Linked DNA regions of Homo sapiens: region 2 is linked to region 1. The links are chromatin loops, found by intact Hi-C in ENCODE. Cell type or tissue: dorsolateral prefrontal cortex. All regions are shown on one strand. Links, peaks and the distances in the headings refer to the core of each region. The heading gives the core; the rest is flanking DNA. Region 1 overlaps ZC3H15 (zinc finger CCCH-type containing 15). Region 2 overlaps CALCRL-AS1 (CALCRL and TFPI antisense RNA 1).

Region 1 (9,776 bases), core at 52-2,551:
TCTTCCAGGCAAGAAAAGATTCTAGAGTGATTTTGGTAACATTTGGACCTAGGGCAGAACGCTGCAATGGTAAAGAATTAATTTTTTTTCCACAGAAGTCACCTCAAATAGTGCTTAGTTGCAGTTATCTCTTAATGTGATTAATTCCTTGCCCATGACTATCCTGAAGATATTACATTGGAATAAGCTAATTTATGTATTTTTTTACTTTACGTGGCAATGAGCAAAATGAGTATCCAGAGATACAAACACTAAAAATATATTATTCTGAGCTAGATTTCTTCTCACCATTGAAGATGAGTAACTTGTCATAAGAAATTGTTTTAACATGAATCAATTGCTGAAAATAATAAATATATTATAAAAAGCACCATAACAATATCCAAGTTTCATTTGTGTTCCTGAGAAGATGAGAAATAAAACTAAACAAACAAACAAACAAACAAACACCTACTCCTCAGGGCCAATAATCAAATAATAAATATATAGAACAAAAAATTTGCTGAACACTTGCCAGGTATTAAATGCTTTACACACACTATGCACTGATCCCCACAAATAGGTGAACAAAGGGTAATGGGGAATTTACCAAAGATGAATAGCTAACAAGTGTCAGAACCAGTATACAAACCATCTCAAATATACCTGATTCTGAAGTCTACATTTTCTATTATAGTGTGTTATATCCTGAGTGAGACACTAAATAATAAGGCAAAATGGATATAGTTTTTAATATGCAACCCTAAATCTAATGTTTCTAATAATCTCAAAATTTTCATAGAATAAAACTGTGTTTTGTACGGAGCCAAAGACAAGTAGCTGAATATCCTCTTCAGACTCATTCCCTTCTATAAGCAGAGTGAGTGTTTTGAGTCCAGAGCTGATAAAACATATAATTTAAAAACTAGAGTGTTGTCTTCTTCCGTACATATGCTAATAACTAATATACTAGTGAAAAAAGATATCAGGGCGAAAAATCTAAAACTATAAAAATTCAACCAATCTGAGAACTAAGCATTTTTAGTAACTCAATCTTACAGAAATAATTTGATAAGCCATTAGCTAGTACTTAAAAGACTGTTTCACAATCCTAAAATTAATGTCATGATTGGCTAATGTTTATGGCTAGGTTAACATTTTACACATACAAGAATAATTAAAGTAGGGCAACTTTGGGAATAGATCACAATATTTTTTTTTTCCTTTCATAAAAGGCTATTGCCCCAAGTGGTAAGTATTAGAATTTCACAATAAATACTGCTTTCAGTTTTTATGGTAGGAAAAGGATACCAGTTACCTCTCTCTCAATTAGATCTTCTAATGAAATTTCATCTTCTTTCTCTTCTTTCTTTTTATCTTTTTTCAACACAAATCCAGGAGGAAGTGCATGACGATACATGCAAATATCACCCCCTCCAGGGCATACCCAAAACCAGCCATACTTGTTGTTTTCAATAGCTTCCAGGAAATGCTTGCACACCTATAGAGACAATATTATTCACAAGCGGTGGCTCAGTGTAGGCCATTTCCAAGGTAAATGCCTGAGTATATGGAACAAGTATACACACAAGTACGTTATATTACACAAGTACATTCTATTCATTTCTGCACATAAGGGTGCTCTGTCTAGCCTCTATTCTGTGCAGAAATGCAACAGAAGTTTATCTTAAAATATGTAGAACAATGGCAAATTCCCTTAAAGGGGAATCTATACAGTTTTCATTTGTTCTAAATTCTAAATCATACGAAAATGACTTACTTGTTTCAGTTACCCTTTGTAAATGTACGCCCCCGAATCAGAATATACAATTAGCTATAAAAAATAAAATCAGGCCAGGCGTTGTGGCTTACACCTATAATCCCAGCACTTTGGGAGGCCGAGGCGGGCGGATCACCTGCTGAGGTCAGGAGTTCAAGACCAGCCTGGCTAACATGGTGAACCTCCACTTCTACTAAAAATACAAAAAATTAGCTGGCCGTGGTGGCACATGCCTGTAACCCCAGCTACTTGGGAGGCTGACGCAGGAGAATCTCTTGAACCCGGAAAGCAGAGGTTGCAGTGAGCTAAGATTGCGCCACTGCACTCCAGCTTGGGCAACAAGAGCAAAACTCCGCCTCAAAAATAAAATAAATAGAATAAATGATTTTCTTTGGTTTGATCTTTCCTAAATAAAAATGAATCACAAGCAGTATACAGGAGCAAGGTACAAAAGGAACACAAAGAGAGTGACCCTTCACAACATGGATAGAAGATACAATTGTATTTAAGCCTCAAGTATTAAGCTTTGCAAGTAAGAGAAAATTAACAAACAGTATCCGCCCCCAAAAACAAACATAACAGATGTGTATGAATGTAGTATTTAGAATTATTCTAGCACAGCAAGACTTTTTACTGTAACTTCACTATAAATATAGACATAAATGCAAAGTTTGAGACATCAAGAACCAATTTTTAAAGGTACATTTCCTGGAATTAGAGCCACTACCTACCAAAAATTCATTTTGGAATTCATATGTAGAAATATTTTAAACCTTAAAATTTAAAAATCTATCCCTATTAAAACTAAATACATTATTAAGTGGGTTAGTTTAACAGGCCTCCTTCCACTCTGTGCAAAAAAATAGGGATTTTTGTCTGGATATGTAATTTTGTTTATCCATATTTGAGAACGTTCACCTCAGAAAATGGCATTTAAAGGACTTCAGTAACATAGTTTTATTCTTGTTCAGCTATTTCTGAACAAGAATCTATAAAATCTAACTTGTAAATTCCAAAAATAAAGCTTCGTGTACCTTATCTTGATGAAATCAAATTTTCCAGTAACTTACAGAATAATCTAATAGAAAATAGCAGCAAATACCTTGCCACATAATTCTCCCTAATGATAAATATCACAGCAACTCAATTCAAGAAAAGGACATACTATTTGAGTTTTTGGTTTTTTCTTTTCCGCCTCACCGTGCTTCTTGTTCACTACTTCTTCCAGCTTTTTCTCATCCCAATTATCCATAGTATCTAAATAAAGAAATGAAGATTAAATACTGTAATCTTATCTACTACTCCCACAACACATATCTCCTTAGACACTAATGCTGTGTTATAAGACTCATGGCTTAACACATTTTTCTTTTTCTTTTTGTTGAGACGGGGTCTCACTGTTGCTCAGGATGGAGTGTGATAGCATGATCACGGCCTACTGAAGCCCTAACCTCCCTCAATCAGCCTTGATTGACTGAGCTCGATCAATTCCTCCTGCCTTAGCCTCCCAAGCAGCTGGGTCTACAGGTATGCAACACAATGCCTGGCTAATTTTTCTATTTTTTTGTAGAGATGGGGTCTCATTATGTTGCCTATGCTGGTCTTGAACTCTTGGGCTCAAGTGATTCTTCCTGCCTTGGCCTCCCAAAGTGCTGGGATTATAGGCATGAGCCACTGCTCCTGGCCTCACGGTTTTCTTAAAACACCAAAGGCAGAAATAAATAGTTTTAAGATTATTCACCAAGGCCGGAGCAGTGGCTCATGCCTGTAATCCCAGCACTTTGAGAGGCCAGCGTGGGCAGATCACGAAGTCAGGAGATCAAGACCATCCTGGCCAACATGGTGAAACCCCATCTCTACTAAAAATACAAAAATGAGCTGGGCGTGGCGGCACGACCCTGTAGACCCAGCTACTTGGGAGGCTGAGGCAGGAGAATTGCTTGAACCTGGGAGATGGAGACTGCAGTGAGCTGAGATCGTGCCACTGCACTCCAGTCTGGGCGACAGAGCCAAGACTCCGTCTCAAAAAAAAAAAAGAAAATTATTCACCAAAGCTTCCTAAGTACTTTGGATAAATGAGCAGGTAGTACTGAAGGAAAGGGTGACAGACAATTCCAAAATAAATCACTGTTTTTTAAAGTATCTTCATTTACTTAAAGGGCATATTATGGTAATTTTCAGATTTTATAAAAAATAATAAACCCAATTAATTATTTTTTATAAACAGTCTATTAAGATTGAAATGTTCTTCAATTTAATAAATATCTTAGTAGCAAACCGAAAGTATTCAACATTTATTTTTAAGAGAGTGTTTTTAAAAAAATTACCTTTTTCAAGTTCTTCATCTCTTGCATCAATGTAAACACTTCGCTTTTCACATTTTCTCTCCAGAGTCAAGTCATGGGAGAACTTACACTTATCTCCTTTAGTACACTGTCCTTGCTTGAAGAATGCACATACTACAGACTTGGGATCTGCACCTATGTCAAATGGCATATGGTATTTGTATTATAATCTGCCAGGCTGTAAAGTATAGATTCTACCTGAAATATGATGAATTTTGGTTAACTTATTTTCCATTCACTGATGTGAGAGGAAAACGGCACTTATGGGTGATTAGCAAGACATTTCTTTAAAGTTCTTTTTGTAGCATTTATGTCTACTTTTGTTTCTTTTATTCTGACTATGAAAGGTGGCAGAGAGTGGGAAACCAAACAAGAACATAGGCTATTTCACAGGCTTTGTCTAGTTGATGTCAATAGGGCAAGAGGCAAAAAGGAGGCCAGGCATGGTGGCTCACACCTGTAATTCCAGCACTCTGGGAGGCCGAGGCAGACAGATAACGAGGTCAGGAGATCGAGCCCATCCTGGCCAACATGATGAAATCCCGTCTCTATTAAAAATACAAAAACTAGCTGGGCGTGGTAGTGCGTGCCTGTAATCCCAGCTACCTGGGAGGCTGAGGCAGGACAATGGCTTGAACCAGACAGTCGGAGGTTGCAGTGAGCTGAGATGGTGCCACTGCACTCCAGCCTGGTGACAGAGCAACAATCCATCTCAAAAAAACAAAAACAAAAACAAAAACAAAAAAAGGCAAAAAAGAAATGAACATACATGACAGAACAGTGCCAAAAACTTGGGACGTACAGTTTATTCAACTATGGCTTTGCTTACCTACTACCAAAGACTGAATGTTATAAATCAATTAGCAGTCTATTAAATTACTAATTTTGCCTTAAGTGTGGGGTGCATGGCTGCAGTTCAGCTGTACAATGACACAGATGTGAACATATACAGAGGAATCATAAGCAACCCACTGACATAGGTAATTTTGATGGAGTAACATTTTCATTCAGACATAACTGTCTCATTATCTAAAGAAAATAAACATCAAAATAAATAGTTTTTAGCATAAACTACATTTGATAAAAAATCACACTTCTGAAATTTTAAGTTTACCTTTACTTATTTTTTGAGCAGCAACTACAGGTTTGAACAGCTCATTTAGCTCCTGCAATTCTTTCTTCTTGTCATCCTTCTTCAATTTCTTTTCAGCTTCACTCTGTGCTACCTATAATATTCCCAGGTTTAAAATGTAAATTTGATTGTTTACAAAATTGTTTTTACTACAAAGTTAGCATTACCATAACAAGACACTTGCATATTTACAGTCCTTACCTTTTAACATCAGTGTTATAATGGCCTTACAGAGTCTATTCAATGTTGTGGTTAAACTATTAAACAAAATTGTAATGATGGTACCATGCCTAGTTAAAAGCAAAAGCTTACAGCAACAAGCATTTATTAAGCACTTACTACATGCTCAGCATTTTTAGCAAATAGTTTTCACCTGCAATATTCTTCTGTGAAAACAACCCACTCCCCAGAAACGTACAGGTTCATTTTGAAGATGAGACAAGCAAACATCCTGAAATGTACAGTCCCACATGATAATGAATTATACCACCCCAAAAACCTATATAGTGCCCTCATGGAAAAACACTGGGTTAGGTCAATGTAGGATATTAAACAAAACAATTCAAAACAAAACATGACATATAACATAGTTCCAGGCACACGATTTACATACCTAATATGATTAGAGGATTCATCCAAACATTTATACGTCAGGTCCTATGTTAGATGACAGAGAATACAATGAAAAGACAAAGATGCTTATTTAAAGAAGCTCAGAATCTAGCAGGATGACAGACATGTCAACAACTGTAACATAGTACATAGTGCTCTGGGAACAAAGAATGCCCATATACCTGAGAAAACTAAATTGAGCCAATAACCTTATGGATGAGTTTTTCTTGATGGGCAAGAAAAGAAATACAGAAAGAGCCAGCCAATGCAAAGTTACAGGGACTAGAGGAATAAAGTATGAGAAACATCAGTAAGATGCTTAGATTGCATCAGTAGCTTGAACAGAGTTCTCTCAACTGTTTAAAGTAACCCAATAACAAGGTCAGGTCACATTTTATAAAATATCAAGAGGGCAAGTTTTGTAGAGGATGGATTGGGAATCCAAGAATAAAGGCAAGAGGCTGCTGCAACTGCTGTACACAATAAAACACAAGAGCTTAAAATGAGCATTACTGGTAAGGATGGAGAAAAGGAGACAGAGCTGATAGGACTGACTGAACATGAAGTATAAAGGGGGAGGAATCTAGGATTATCATGTATATGGTTAGTGCCGTTAAACAAGACAGGGAATACAGGAGGAACAGGTTTCAGGGTAAGAGGTGAAGATGAGCTTAGTTTTAGACATACAGAGTGCAAGATGCTTACAAAGCATCTGGGTAGAGCTCTTTTGAAGGCAGATAGACATGCATATTGATTCCACTGAAATCAGAGAGGGTCTGCTTTGAGATAAAGACTTTAGAAATAGCAGCTTACAGGTAACAATTAAAACTTTGGGTATATGGTACTTAAGGAGAGCATAAAAAAGTGGCAAGAGTAAAGGACACTTCCTTGAAGAAAATCAACATAAAATGGGACAAAAGAACCTAAAAAGTCCAATAAAAAGACCTAGAAACATCAAAGAAGCAGGTAGAAAACCAGGACAAAATGTGTTCAAGAAAGAGGAAATTTTAGGAAAGGAATGGCCAAATGCTATAATTAGGTCAAAGACATCCCAAATCCTGAATATGACTCTATATGGTGGATGTGTTTAAACACAAAAAATGTTTTGAAAGAAAAAATTTAAGTCGCTTAATTTTTAATAGAAGTATCCTTTGCTCATCAGGCCCATCTCAAACATTTGTGGGGCAATGTTTGAGCAAGAATACAATGGAGGTCTACAAGCCATTTATCTAAATATTTAAAATTAGAAATCAAGTTCATGATGAATAAAATATGGTCTGTAACCCTACTCGACAAATATACCTTATGACCTGGAAGGACAGGTTCAAATTTAAAATGCTCAGACTCCATGGAGTTCCACACTGAAGCATGGCAGCAACACAAGAGTTAGCCCTGGGCTCTTTTTTCTCCTCTTCCCACCCCGTTTCATTCCATTTTGGGTGTAGGGGGAGGTAAAGGTGCAAGAAGGAAGGAAAGGGTATGGATGCAGGCTCTGTTCAAACCCTTAGCGTACACTGTTCTCTTGGCTACCTCAGACATATTGGTAGCACAATGGACAGAGATGGGCATGGTGGAGAGGCCTTTGTAGGCAGATAAACCAGGGTCAGAATGTTGTAGGAAGAGATGTTGCAAAATCTGGGTGGGTACATCCCCTTGGCTTCAGTGACTCCTTACCTGAGGGGAGACAGCAGTCTGGAGAAGACACATGTATCGCAGGGCCTAGACCAGGATACCCCCTGTCCAGCTCTAAGAGCAGCACTACTGCTCATTTCCGATGTTATATATGATGGGTAGGTACCCCATGTTCACAGATAAGTCCAGTTATCCACGCAAGTATCAAAAATATAGTATTAAATATACTATCAAAGCTAACTACCAGCACACACATTTCATAACTTTCCCAGGTTTATGAATTCTGATATCACCACTCAAAACACTTTCCACTAGAAGAAAAAGTTGGGGAAGAGAAAGCAGGATTGAAAAAGGGGCTAAGTGAAGAAAGTGAGTTCTTCTTACATATTGATATCTATATTCACCAGAAAATTTACATTATTTTCTTATTTAACCACCAGAAGAATCCAACAAAGAATAACTGCACTTCCACAGTACAGATAAAGACCAGGGTTGCTATTTAAGGATCATGTAACAAAAAAGATAGGAAGATTCACACCCAAGTCTATCTCACTGCAAGGTCTCAGCTGATCTGCCCGCCCCGGCCTCCCAAAGTGCTGGGATTACAGGCGTGAGCTCTAAACATTAATTTTTATTAAACCGGGCTATTAAGTTAGCAGTTTGGAAGAGCAATAGTTTTAGATTCTAGAATCAAGCTGGGAAAATGGATGTGAAAGGAAAGTGTTGGGTCACTGATTTGCAGACAGCATGAGCAAGAGAAATTTACTTATCTCACAAATACATATTAGCAGATTTTTAAAAAATCTGTAAACACATGAGAAATTCTTTCTTCTCTCCTACATTACAAAAATGTGTTTCCAGAAGTTAATGAAAAGGAGATAAAAATGGTGGAAAAATGTACTTTAAAAATAAAGATCCATGTCTATGAAATCTTTACAAGTGAGAGGTCTAAAGAACCTGAAAAAAAAAGGGGCTACATTTTTTTCAAATGAGTTGCCAATGGATAAACTCATTTTAAAATTCGTATGAAAGAATAAATGCCTAAGAACAACCAGGAAAAATAGAAAAGGTATACCATTTTGGGGAAAAGACTTGCCTTGAGACTTTAATGTACAGTCAAGCACAGAATTAATGACATTTAGGTCAATGAGGGACCACATATGACAGTAATCCTGTAAGGTTATAATACCATATTTTTACTCTATCTTTTCTATGTTCAGACACAAATCATTACTAATGTGTTACAACTGCCTACAGTATTCAGTACAGTAACATGCTGTATAAGTTAGAAGCCTTGGATCAATAGGCTATACCATATAGCCTAGGTGTGTAGTAGGCTGTAATATCTAGGTTTGTGTAAGTACACTCTATGATATTTGCACAATGACTAAATCGCCTAACGACACATTTCTCAGATTGTATCCACATCACTAAACAATGTATGACTATGACTGTAGGATAATAGTGGTATTTCAGTTGGATAAATGATGCTGGTGTAAGCAGCTATTCATTTAAAAGAAAACAAACTTAGTCTGGGCATGGTGGCTCACGTGTGTAATCCTAGCACTTTGGGAGGCCAAGGCAGGCGGATTGTGAGGCCACCCTGGGTGACACGGCGAAATCCCGTCTCTACAAAAAATACAAAAATTAGCTAGGTGTGGTGTCATGCGCCTGTAGTCCCAGCTACTTAGGAGGATGAGGCAGGTGGATGGCTTGAACCCAGGAGGCAGAGGCCGCAGTGAGCCAAGATCACACCATTGTATTCCTGCCTGGGCAACAGAGTGAGAACTTTAAGATATATAAAATAAATTCATATGACATAGACTATAAAAATAAAATAATTACAAATGATCTAGGAAAAACATGCAGAATCCAGTGGCAGGGGAGACCTTATAACCATATTTTTAAAAAGCTAGCAACATATCTAGCAATATTAAACTCTATATATACATGTAAGTTAAAAATTGGTGCATGGCAAAACATAACTGAAATATCACCAATTATCTGCAATGCAGACAAAAGGTATCTCATAAATTGACAAGAAAAAGACAACCAATAAAGCAAATAATTTCAATAGGGAAGTCATAGAAGTGCAAACCCAAACAGCTAACAAGTATACAAAAGATACTCTCCAGTAGCGAGGGAAACAATGTAACAATAAGATATCACTTTATACTTATCAGATTGTAACACATTAAAAAGAACTTTAGTATCTATTGCTCATGTACTACAAATGAAAATGTGAAGTACTACAGCCTCTATGGAAAGTGATCTGGCAAATTTATAATGTTAAAAT
Region 2 (9,776 bases), core at 4,782-7,281, 950 kb before region 1:
CATCTTGCCAAGAAATTGTTACTCCAGAGACGACGAAATAAACAATTACCATTTTTTATTGAAAGTTTCTGCCACTGTTCAATGAGAAAGTATTTAAAATTCTAAAGCTAATGACTGTATATGTTAGGAAACTTTATTTATCTCTTTACATATTCTTTATTAACTATTTTCTTTCTTCACAAGCTACACACACACACACACACACACACACACACACACACACATACAGAGTCATTTAATTAGGGAGAAAATATTTAAAACCACTGCATTCCACAGTTTCTCTCATCTCCACTGGTTGTTAATAAACTGGCAGATGCACATGAAGACTATTTTATGACTATAATGGGAGAAAAATCAAATACCAAATCAAATATGATGATAAAGAATACAGGGTTTGGATTCAAATCAACTTAGATTTGAATTCAATAGGCCTTCATATCAATCCTCTTGCTTTGTCTGTAAAATAATTGTGAGGGCAAATGAGAGCATACATAGAAGAGGGCTTAGTACAGTACTACATAGTAAAGATTCAATAAAATGGTAGCATTTGGTATATACAATTTACTGACTGTTTAATATTTCAATGTTTTAGAATACAGTCTCTGAGATGTAATAATAGTTATTCAAATAAGCTAGGCAATCACAAGTCAAAGTAGAAAATTTGAGGTAAATTTTGTCTGCTAAGGTAATTCTATAAAATGAGAAATGAACACAAATATGATGTAGTTGTACTGTTAACAGGATCAATTAAGGGACAGGTAAAAAATATGCATTAGATAACTTTTAATTAAAAAAAATTTTTTTGACATAATTGTCTAGGAAGTGCTAATAGATTTTTAGTATGAAAATTTTTCTAACATGGGTTTTAAAAGGGCAAAAATCAGTAAATTGTTCTTTTTATTTACAAATTTATATAAAACTCATCTTAAAATATTTGCATATGTCTTATTTTCCTGAGAAGTTTTAAAAGCTTAAAAAATGATCATCATTATTGCTTGTGTCATCCTCCCAAATATTCAGAACCTATATCATTATTCATACATGAATAATAATGGAAATTTATGATCTGAATAGACATCAGAATTCAAAATAGAAAAATGACCAAGTTAGTTGTTAATGTTTTAATGTGAACTTGCTGAAAACTGTTATGTTTTTCTATTTTGCTAATGTTCACAATTTTCTTTTTCTCAGTGTGGAATTATCTAACTGAAGACCCAATAACCCATATAATTTGGCATAGAATTTATATAATTATCTTCCAAAAATATGTGAAATAGTTTACCAAATTAGATATTTTTCAAATAATGAAATATTGGTGGTAACATGTTGTAAAGAAGGAAGACATGTTCAATAATGAAACACCTAGAGTGTCAAGTTTCAGTTCTACCAATTTCCAGTGGAGTAAACTACTAAGATTCCGTTCCCTCACCTAAAAAGTGGGAATAAAATCTCCACAGAATTAAATAAAGAAAATATCTAAAAAGCATATTTTTGGAAACAATCCTGGTTTTCAACAATGCTACTTTTCTGTCCCCACTTTCTCTAAAATAAAGCAGAGACCCATCAGTGTTACTAGATATTAAATACTTGAAAATATTGTCATGAGTTGCATTTCAGTCAATGATGAACCACACATATGACAGTGATCCCCTAAGTTTATAATGGAGCTAAAAAATTCCTATTCCCTAATGATTTCCTAGCTGTTGTAATGTCATAGCACAACAGATTACTCCTGTGTTTGTGGTGAAGCTGATGAAACCTACTGTGCTGCCAGTCATATAAAGGAATAGTGCACACAATTTTGTGCAGTACACAATACTTGATAATGATAATAAAATTAAGTTATGGGTTTATATATTTATTATACTATACATTTTACTGTTATTGTATTTAATTTTTACTTATTCAATTTGGAGTCTTTTTGAGACAGAGTCTTGCTCTGTTTCCCAGGCTGTAGTGCAGTGGTACAATCACGACTCCCTACAGTCTTGAACTCCTGGGCTCAAGCAATCCTCCCACTTCAGCCTTCCGAGTAGCTGGGACTACAGATGTGCACCATCAACTAAAAAAATTTTTTTTTTTTTAAGAGACACAGTCCCACTACTGTCTTGAACTCCAGGCCTCAAGCAATCCTCCTGCCTCAGTCTTGCGAAGTGCTAGGATTATAGGGGTAAGTCACTAAATCCCACATTATTATTTTAGAGTGTCTTCCTTCTACTTATTAAAAAATAAGTTAACTGTAAAACATCCTCAGGCTGTTCAGAAGGACGACAATCCAGAAGAAGGCATTGTTTATCATCAGAGATGACAGCTCCATGCGTATTATTGCCCCTGAAGACCTTCCAGTAGGACAGGATGTGAGGGTAGAAGACAGTGATATTGATGATCCTGACCATGCGTAGGCCTAGGCTAATGCATGTGTTTGTGTTTCCATTCTTAACAAAAACTTTAAAAAGTAAAAACAAATAAATTTTAAAAACAGAAAAAACCTTATGGAGAAAAAATATTTTGTATAGCTGTACAACGTGTTTGTGTTTTGCTAAGTTTGTGTTTTGCTAAGTTGTGTTAAGCTAAGTGTTATTATAAAAGAGCTCAAAAATTTAAATTAAAACTTTTAAAATCAAATTTGACTTTTTATAAATTAAAAAGTTTATTGAGTAAAAGACACACAATAAGCTAAGGTTAGCTTATTGTTTCAAAAAATATATATTTTTTTACAAATTTATTGTAGCCTAAGAGAACACTATTCATAAAGTCTACAGTAGTATGAAGCAATGTCCTAGGCCTTCACATTCACTCTCCACTCAGTCACTCAGAGCAGCTTCTAGTCCTGCAAGCTCCATTTGTGATAAGTGCCCTATACAGTATTCAGTACAGCGACATGCTGTACAGGTTTGTAGCCTAGAAGCAATAGGCTACACCACATACCCTACGGGTGTAGTAGGCTATGCCATCTAGGTTTGTGTAAGTACACACTATGAGGTTCACACAATGATGAACTCACCTAACAACCCATTTCTCAAAATATGTCCCGATTATTAAGTGACATATGACTGTAGAATAGTTGACATAATCCAAAATCAAATTTAGTTTTATCCTTCCTTACAATTAATCCAAAAAAGAGAGCCTTTTAATTGTAGCATTTTTATTTTCTGAATCTAAAAATGCCATGAGAAATGAATTTTAAGAGTATCACATATAAGGGACTGTGATTAAAACTAAGGATATTAACTTCAACTAATACTTTGTAGAAAGTCATAAAAAATTTCTAGAGAAAGTTTTTGTACTTTTCTCCTGACCCAAACCTCATCCAGACCCACCAGCATGTTCCTAAAACATACTTTGGATTATATGACCCCTTGCACATGGAGTAAAATACAAATTCCTTACCCCAGTCAACATGGCCCTACATTCTGTGTCCTCATGTACACATATGTGTCTCTCTTCTTGCTCACTGGTCTCCAAGCTCTAGGAGCAATCCAAGTATAGCACTTGAGCAAGTGTTGCCTACCTGCAACAGCCTTTGTAGCAGACTCTGTTTTGATGCCTCTTCCACATATTTAAAAAATTGTTATATAATAGTCACACATTTTATGGGGTACATATGGTCTTTTGTTAGGTGCACAGAATGTGTAACAATCAAGTCAGGGTATTTAAAGTATCTACCACCTGAGTACTTACCATTTTCCTATATTGGGAACATTTCAAGTCCTCCCTTCTAGCCATTTAAAAATATATGATACATTGTTGTTAACTCTAGTCACTCTACTTTGCCCTTGAACACTGGAACCTATTCCTTGTATTTAAGTGTATGTTTGTAACCACTACCCAATCTTTTTTTTTTATCCCCCACCCACCCTTCCCAGACTCTAGTAACTATTATTCTAGTCTCTATCACCAGGAGATCAAATTTTTAACCTTTCACATATGAGAGAGAACAGGCAATATTTGACTTTTTGTGCCTGGCTTATTTTACTTAACATAATGATTTCCGGTTCTATTCATGTTGCTACAAGTGACAAGATTTCATTCTTTTTATGGCCAAGTAGTATTCCATTGTGTAGGTAAACCAAATTTTCTTTATCTAGTCATCCACTGATGGACACTTACGATGATTAAATATCTTGGCTATTATGAATAGTGCTGCAATAAACATAGGGTGCAGATATCTCTTTGATAAACTGATTTCCTTTCCTGTGAATACTGTGGGATTGCTGGATCATATGGTAGTTCTGTTTTTAAGTTTTTAAATAAATCTCCATACTGTTTTTTATCATGGCTATGCTAATTTACATTCCCACTGACAATACATAAGCTTTTTTTTTTTCTCCACATCCTCACCGACATCTATTGTGTTTTGTCTTTTTAATAGTAACCATTCTAACTGGAGTAAGATGACATCCCATTGTGGTTTTGATTTTCATTCCCCTGATGATCAGTGATAATAAGCATTTTAAAAATATATCTGTTGACTATTTGTATGTCATCTATTGAAAAATGTCTATTCATGTTCTTTGCCTACTTGTTAATTGAGTTATTAGTTTTTGCTGTTATTAGTCCCTTGTCAGATGAAAAGGTAGCAAATATTTTCCCCCATTCAACAGGTTATTTCTTTATTCTGTTGATTGTTGCCTTTGCTATACAGAAGTTTTTAATTTAGTATAGTATCATTTGTTTATTTTTGTTTTATTGCCTCTGCCTTCTTATACATAAAATCTTTAACTAGATCAATGTGTCTCCTATTTTTTTCTAGTAGTTTTACAGTTTTGAGACTTATATTTTGGTCTCTAATCCACTTTGAGTTGACTTTTATATATGATACGAGATAGGGGTCTAGTTTTATTCTTCTGCATATGGTAATCCAGTTTTCTGGATACTGGTACTATTTATTGAATGGTGCCTTCGTTGAAAACTAGATGGTAGTTTGATATGTAAATATATTTCTGGGTTCTCTATTTTTGTCCATTGAACTGGCTTTCATAGGGGAAGACTTTTTCCTGAAGACATATCTATGGTATTTGTTGGGTAGGACACTTTAGCTTTGATTTTGAGAATGTAGTCTCTGTGTAATATCTGCAGCTACAAATAACATCAGTGGTGTTTGTGATTTCCTCAGTGGCTTAGGCTGCAGTTGTTGTTGCAGGCTGTGGTGAGATTTTGCTGGGAACAGGGACTCTGCTTGGGCCAGTCCTCAGGACCCAGTGGATGCAGTGGTGGGCCAAGTGTTCCTGTCCTTGGGTCTCTGGTTAGCCCACATGGACATCAATGTTAGCAGGTGCAAACAGGCTAATTTGGGGGCTTTCAAGCAACTCTCCTCAGGTAGTGGCAGAGATAATATTGGGCAAGGCAGGTGGGTGGGCTTTTAGTCCCCTGGGAATCATGTGTGGCATGGGCAATGGCAGTAGCAGTAGTGAGACAATCCTTAGGCTTCAAAATAGTATACACTGGTGTTAGGAGGAGCTACATCATACTAGGTGGGCCAGTTCCCATGCCCTCAGGTGGCAAATGCAAGTAGTTACTGGCTATGGCAATGTTAGCAGGGTGGGAGTCATTAAGCCAGAGCAGGATCATAGTGAATTAATGATTGATTTTGTTTCCAACAGATAGTGGTGGAACAGATGCTTTCCATGCTTTAACATAGTGAGAGCCTTGTTTATCAGACATGAGAGACATTTATCACTCTGTTGTTAGTTTTCAATGATTTGATTTGTATTCCTGATCAGATATGTAGGAGTTAGTCTTCTTTGGTCTAGCCATCTCTAGCTTTGAATCATGAATACAGATGGAGTGATAAATACATAGAAAGACAAAAGAAGGTATGCCATCTTAATTTGTAATTTTAAAATTACATTGTGATTTAACATTTATTACATCATTGTTTTCCTTTGCACTTAAAATTCGATGAAATACATATTCTCCATTGACTATATGGGCTTTAATTTGTATAGTCTACATTAAGTACCTGCCCCTTGTAACTATATTTATCAAGTACATAGACTGTTTTCTTAGAAATATTCCCTAGTTGTTGAGATTTTTTTCATTAGAGAAAAAGCAATAGAATTTCATTTTTATTCTGGTCAGAGAACAACTTTTTGTAATTTGAGAATGTCTAACACTAGATGGCAGGATGACACTATAGATTCCTCAAAACTGTAAAAAGAAAGATGTGACACTTTCTCAAAGGTGTTAAGGGTTCCTAGGCAAATCCATCATACATTTCAATATATGCATTACATACAGTTCCATAGTCATTAATGTTTAAAGTCTCACTGTATGTTATTGACTAACATTAAATATGAATAAGCTTTTAAAGAAAATAAAAATATAAGTTGCTAATGTTTTTACAAGTTATATAAATATGATGATAGCTGAAGAAAATAGTTCGTTATAACTGGAAAGACATGAATACTATTTGGCATCTTTAGAACTTAATGATTAAATTATTTATGTAAAATATAGGGATTGGTCATTTAATCAAATACTACTTAAGTCGAAATGCCTAAATACAAATATAAATAAACCTTTTATTTTCACAATCAAGATTGATATTTAGCAAATAAGAGGCATTTCAGAATAAATCCACATTAAATGCATATCCAGAATTAAAAAGGGCATCTTTTTTGATGCTAACTAAAACCATCCTAGAAATAGTAAGAACTATTTTAAACTCTTCTGGAAAGAAGATTTGGGTTTCCCAAATAAATTACTCACACACTCTTAGTATTTATGTGCTACTTGTCATTGCTCTATTGATAAGTATGGCTAAGTTCACCATATACTGAATAATATTTTTTTCTTCAAACCAGAGCATTTTTGAGCCTGAAATTATGAATTGGGACTGCCCCAGAAAACTAGGACATATGATCACTCTATTGAAGGTATTTCCCCTCAGAAAGTTCATTGTGTACTCCCATTTAAAGTAAGCATTTATAATTTTGTTGGATTTAAAAATCCATTTGAATTAGTCCATGACATAGCTCACTAGCCAGTACTAGCACTTTATTCTAGCAATAGCCACCCCTCCAACACTCATGAATATCTGTAAGAAAATACTAAGTTCGCAGGAAGATCTAAATCCATCAGGATATAAGAATTTTTAAAATAGGCAAATGTTTGGCCAATTATTTTTTATGTTACTTGGCTTTCTTGAGAAAATACATTATTAAATACTGAAAGAAACTCTACATATAGGCTATAAAATAGTTTTATTTATCTGTATATTAACCTGGTATACATTTCTGTATATCTGACCTGATATATATACTGTTCATTTCAAACATAGTTTTCTGCACCTTCCAAATTCTTATTCATAGTAACTATTTTTAAAATAATATTGTAATCTTCTTTAAAATGATAGCTATGTGCCCAATTAAAGTGAAAAACGGCCCTTTGGTTTTAGTAATAGATAATAGCATATTCACTCTCATGTCCCAGACATTGTACCCAGATTCTTTTACTAAATGCAATTTATTTTTGTTTTGAAAAGCAACTTGAAAAGTGCTAACAGCAATTGCTAGGTAAAATAATAAAAGGTTGGGTCAACTTATTTCCTTGCTAGAAGTAGTTTTTTAATGTAAAGCTTTTAAACATATAAGCTTCTGATGTAAAGTTTATGTGTTTCTCCTCAAATTATTGGTGCATTTATCATAAGGCAAGTTATATATAATATTGCTGACTGCATAAATTATCACCAAGTATAAGTAATTGCTTTCAGACAATTAAGAACACAGAAGAATTATTAACATAAAATAATAACTTTTAAAACTTCAGAATAATTATTTTAAAAGTCTTTCTTTTGACTTGTTCTTGCACTCTCACTAGGGAAAGTCTGTCCTTAATATATTTCCTGTAAAAGTGTTCTGCTTTATTTTGTTTGTTCTTGTGGCAAGAATTATGCTCCAAGGCAGTATCCATACAAATTCAAAATAAGTGGTCAGTTTGGTCAGTAGAAAATTAAATTTGTCAAACCACATTTTGGTCTGGTTTAACTAACATATTCAATATAAACAGTAGCCCAGAAACTTGGAGTTAGCCTACTCCTAATTTTGAGTCAACTTGCATTTGACATAGTAACTAGTATCCCCTATTGGAAGAAAAGGTCGCTTGTGAGCCTTATGTGTGAGCACAAATAAAAGCACAAATCCTGCATGTAGGATGCTAAAATGAAAATGTGTGACTGTCCATCATTACATGTATATATTTCTACACTTATACACCACTCCTCACTTCTACAGAAAACCTTATTGCAGTGCTCTGCATCATTACCTCTAGATTCTATGTTAGCAGCATCAGTTGCTAATTTCACAGAATTTGGCCCTTGACTTCTCATGTGCTAGTCAATCTGTTCATTAAAGGACTAGATAGCAGGGAACATTCTATTTTTACTTATCTCACTAAAACACAGTTAGCACATTACCTAGCTCAAAATACAAATTTGGTCACTACTAATTAAATTATTGCAAGTGGCTTTAATGTCTTCTGAAGAAAGATTATAATATATAAATCCATATAATGCCACGTTGGCTCAAAATTGCTTCATTGATTATTGAAATGTTTTCATTTAGCTCTGCTACAGTTTTCCAAACATTTGCCTTCATGTTTCAGTAGGTATTAGAGAAGTTTTTATGATCTATCTTATCACTTGCTCCTACATAACTTAGAATACCCTGAATGCCTTCCTGGAAGTCCTTGTACCATTTATTTTTTCTGAAGTTTATAAAATGGCAGCTCTTGAGGATTACTAGGATGCAATTTTCCTGTTATGTCTAAATAAGAATTAAAGATGATATTAATAAAATTTATCAAGGAGTCTTCATGGACTACAGCCATGGGCCCATGTGTACGTCAACTTAAATATAAATGATACAACTTCTACTAGACACCCCATAAAGTATAGCACTTGATAGAGAGTAGAAGAGAAAGAGCATTGGATTAAGGGTCTTATGACATGAGCTCAAAACATGAATTTTTTTCCTTCAGTAGACCTTACTAGTATTGGGCAAATGAAATCAATGAATCTCACCAGGCGCAGGGGCTCATGTCTGTAATCCCAGCACTTTGGGAGACCAAGGTGGGCGGGTCACCTTAGGTCAGGAGTTTCAGACCAGTCTGGCCAACATAGTGAAACCCTGTCTCTACAAAAAAATACAAAATGTTAGCTGGGTGTGGTGGCGGGCGCCTGTAATCCCAGCTACTTGGGAGGTTGAGGCAGGAGAATTGCTTGAACCCGGGAGGTGGAGGTTGCAGTGAGCTGAGATTGCGTCATTGCACTCCAGCCTGTGCAACAAGAGCAAAAACTCCATCAAGAAAGAAAGAAGGAAGGAAGGAAGGAAGGAAAGAAAGAAAAATGAATCTTTGGAAAGACGAAAATATCAATGCTTTTATAAACATATTGGGAAAAGTTTTAGTTTTCCATGATTTAATTAAATTCAAAAACTATATATTAATCTCTTTATAGGATTCATATATTACACTTAGCATGGAAGATGAGAAGACATGACCCATTATTACTTTCATATTAAATCTAGTATTTGTTTTTCTCTGAATTTCAAGATGGGAACATGAAGCCTAAAAAGCTTTGTCAAGATCACACCAGACAGTATCAGAACCGGTTCACCAGTGTAACTCAGTTTCTTACAAGTCTTTTCTATTAACCATAATTATAGAGATGAAAGTATATCTATTTTTTATATGTCTGTATTTTGTAATCAATATTGATCTCACTGGTCTTAAAATCAAAGATTGTATAAACATTTTCTTCCACTAATTCAGACAAT

What was found. A loop is a pair of places that touch in the nucleus more often than their neighbours do. Peaks named below come from ENCODE experiments on the same cell type or tissue, not always from the same donor. Only the 100,000 strongest peaks of a DNase experiment are listed, where the experiment ranks them.
Region 2: a loop joins it to region 1, with 6 times the contacts of the local background. A loop is called at or near these places in 11 of 110 quality-filtered maps.

What each region holds. Positions count from the first base shown.
Region 1 is chr2:186,495,736-186,505,511 of GRCh38, reverse strand. It overlaps ZC3H15 (zinc finger CCCH-type containing 15), which reads right to left. Exons shown (of 10, transcript NM_018471.3): 3 at 5,219-5,330; 4 at 4,087-4,239; 5 at 2,925-3,016; 6 at 1,298-1,480; 7 at 1-61. Among named protein-coding and RNA genes, the nearest start is that of ZC3H15, 14 kb to the right of the region's middle. In dorsolateral prefrontal cortex, for the core only: CTCF peaks have their summits at 1,041 and 1,241; no DNase peak of the experiment used is centred there; H3K4me3 peaks cover 354 bases.
Region 2 is chr2:187,449,606-187,459,381 of GRCh38, reverse strand. The region is part of intron 2 of CALCRL-AS1 (CALCRL and TFPI antisense RNA 1); the gene reads right to left. Among named protein-coding and RNA genes, the nearest start is that of CALCRL, 6.2 kb to the right of the region's middle. In dorsolateral prefrontal cortex, for the core only: CTCF peaks have their summits at 5,910 and 6,110 (motif pointing right); no DNase peak of the experiment used is centred there.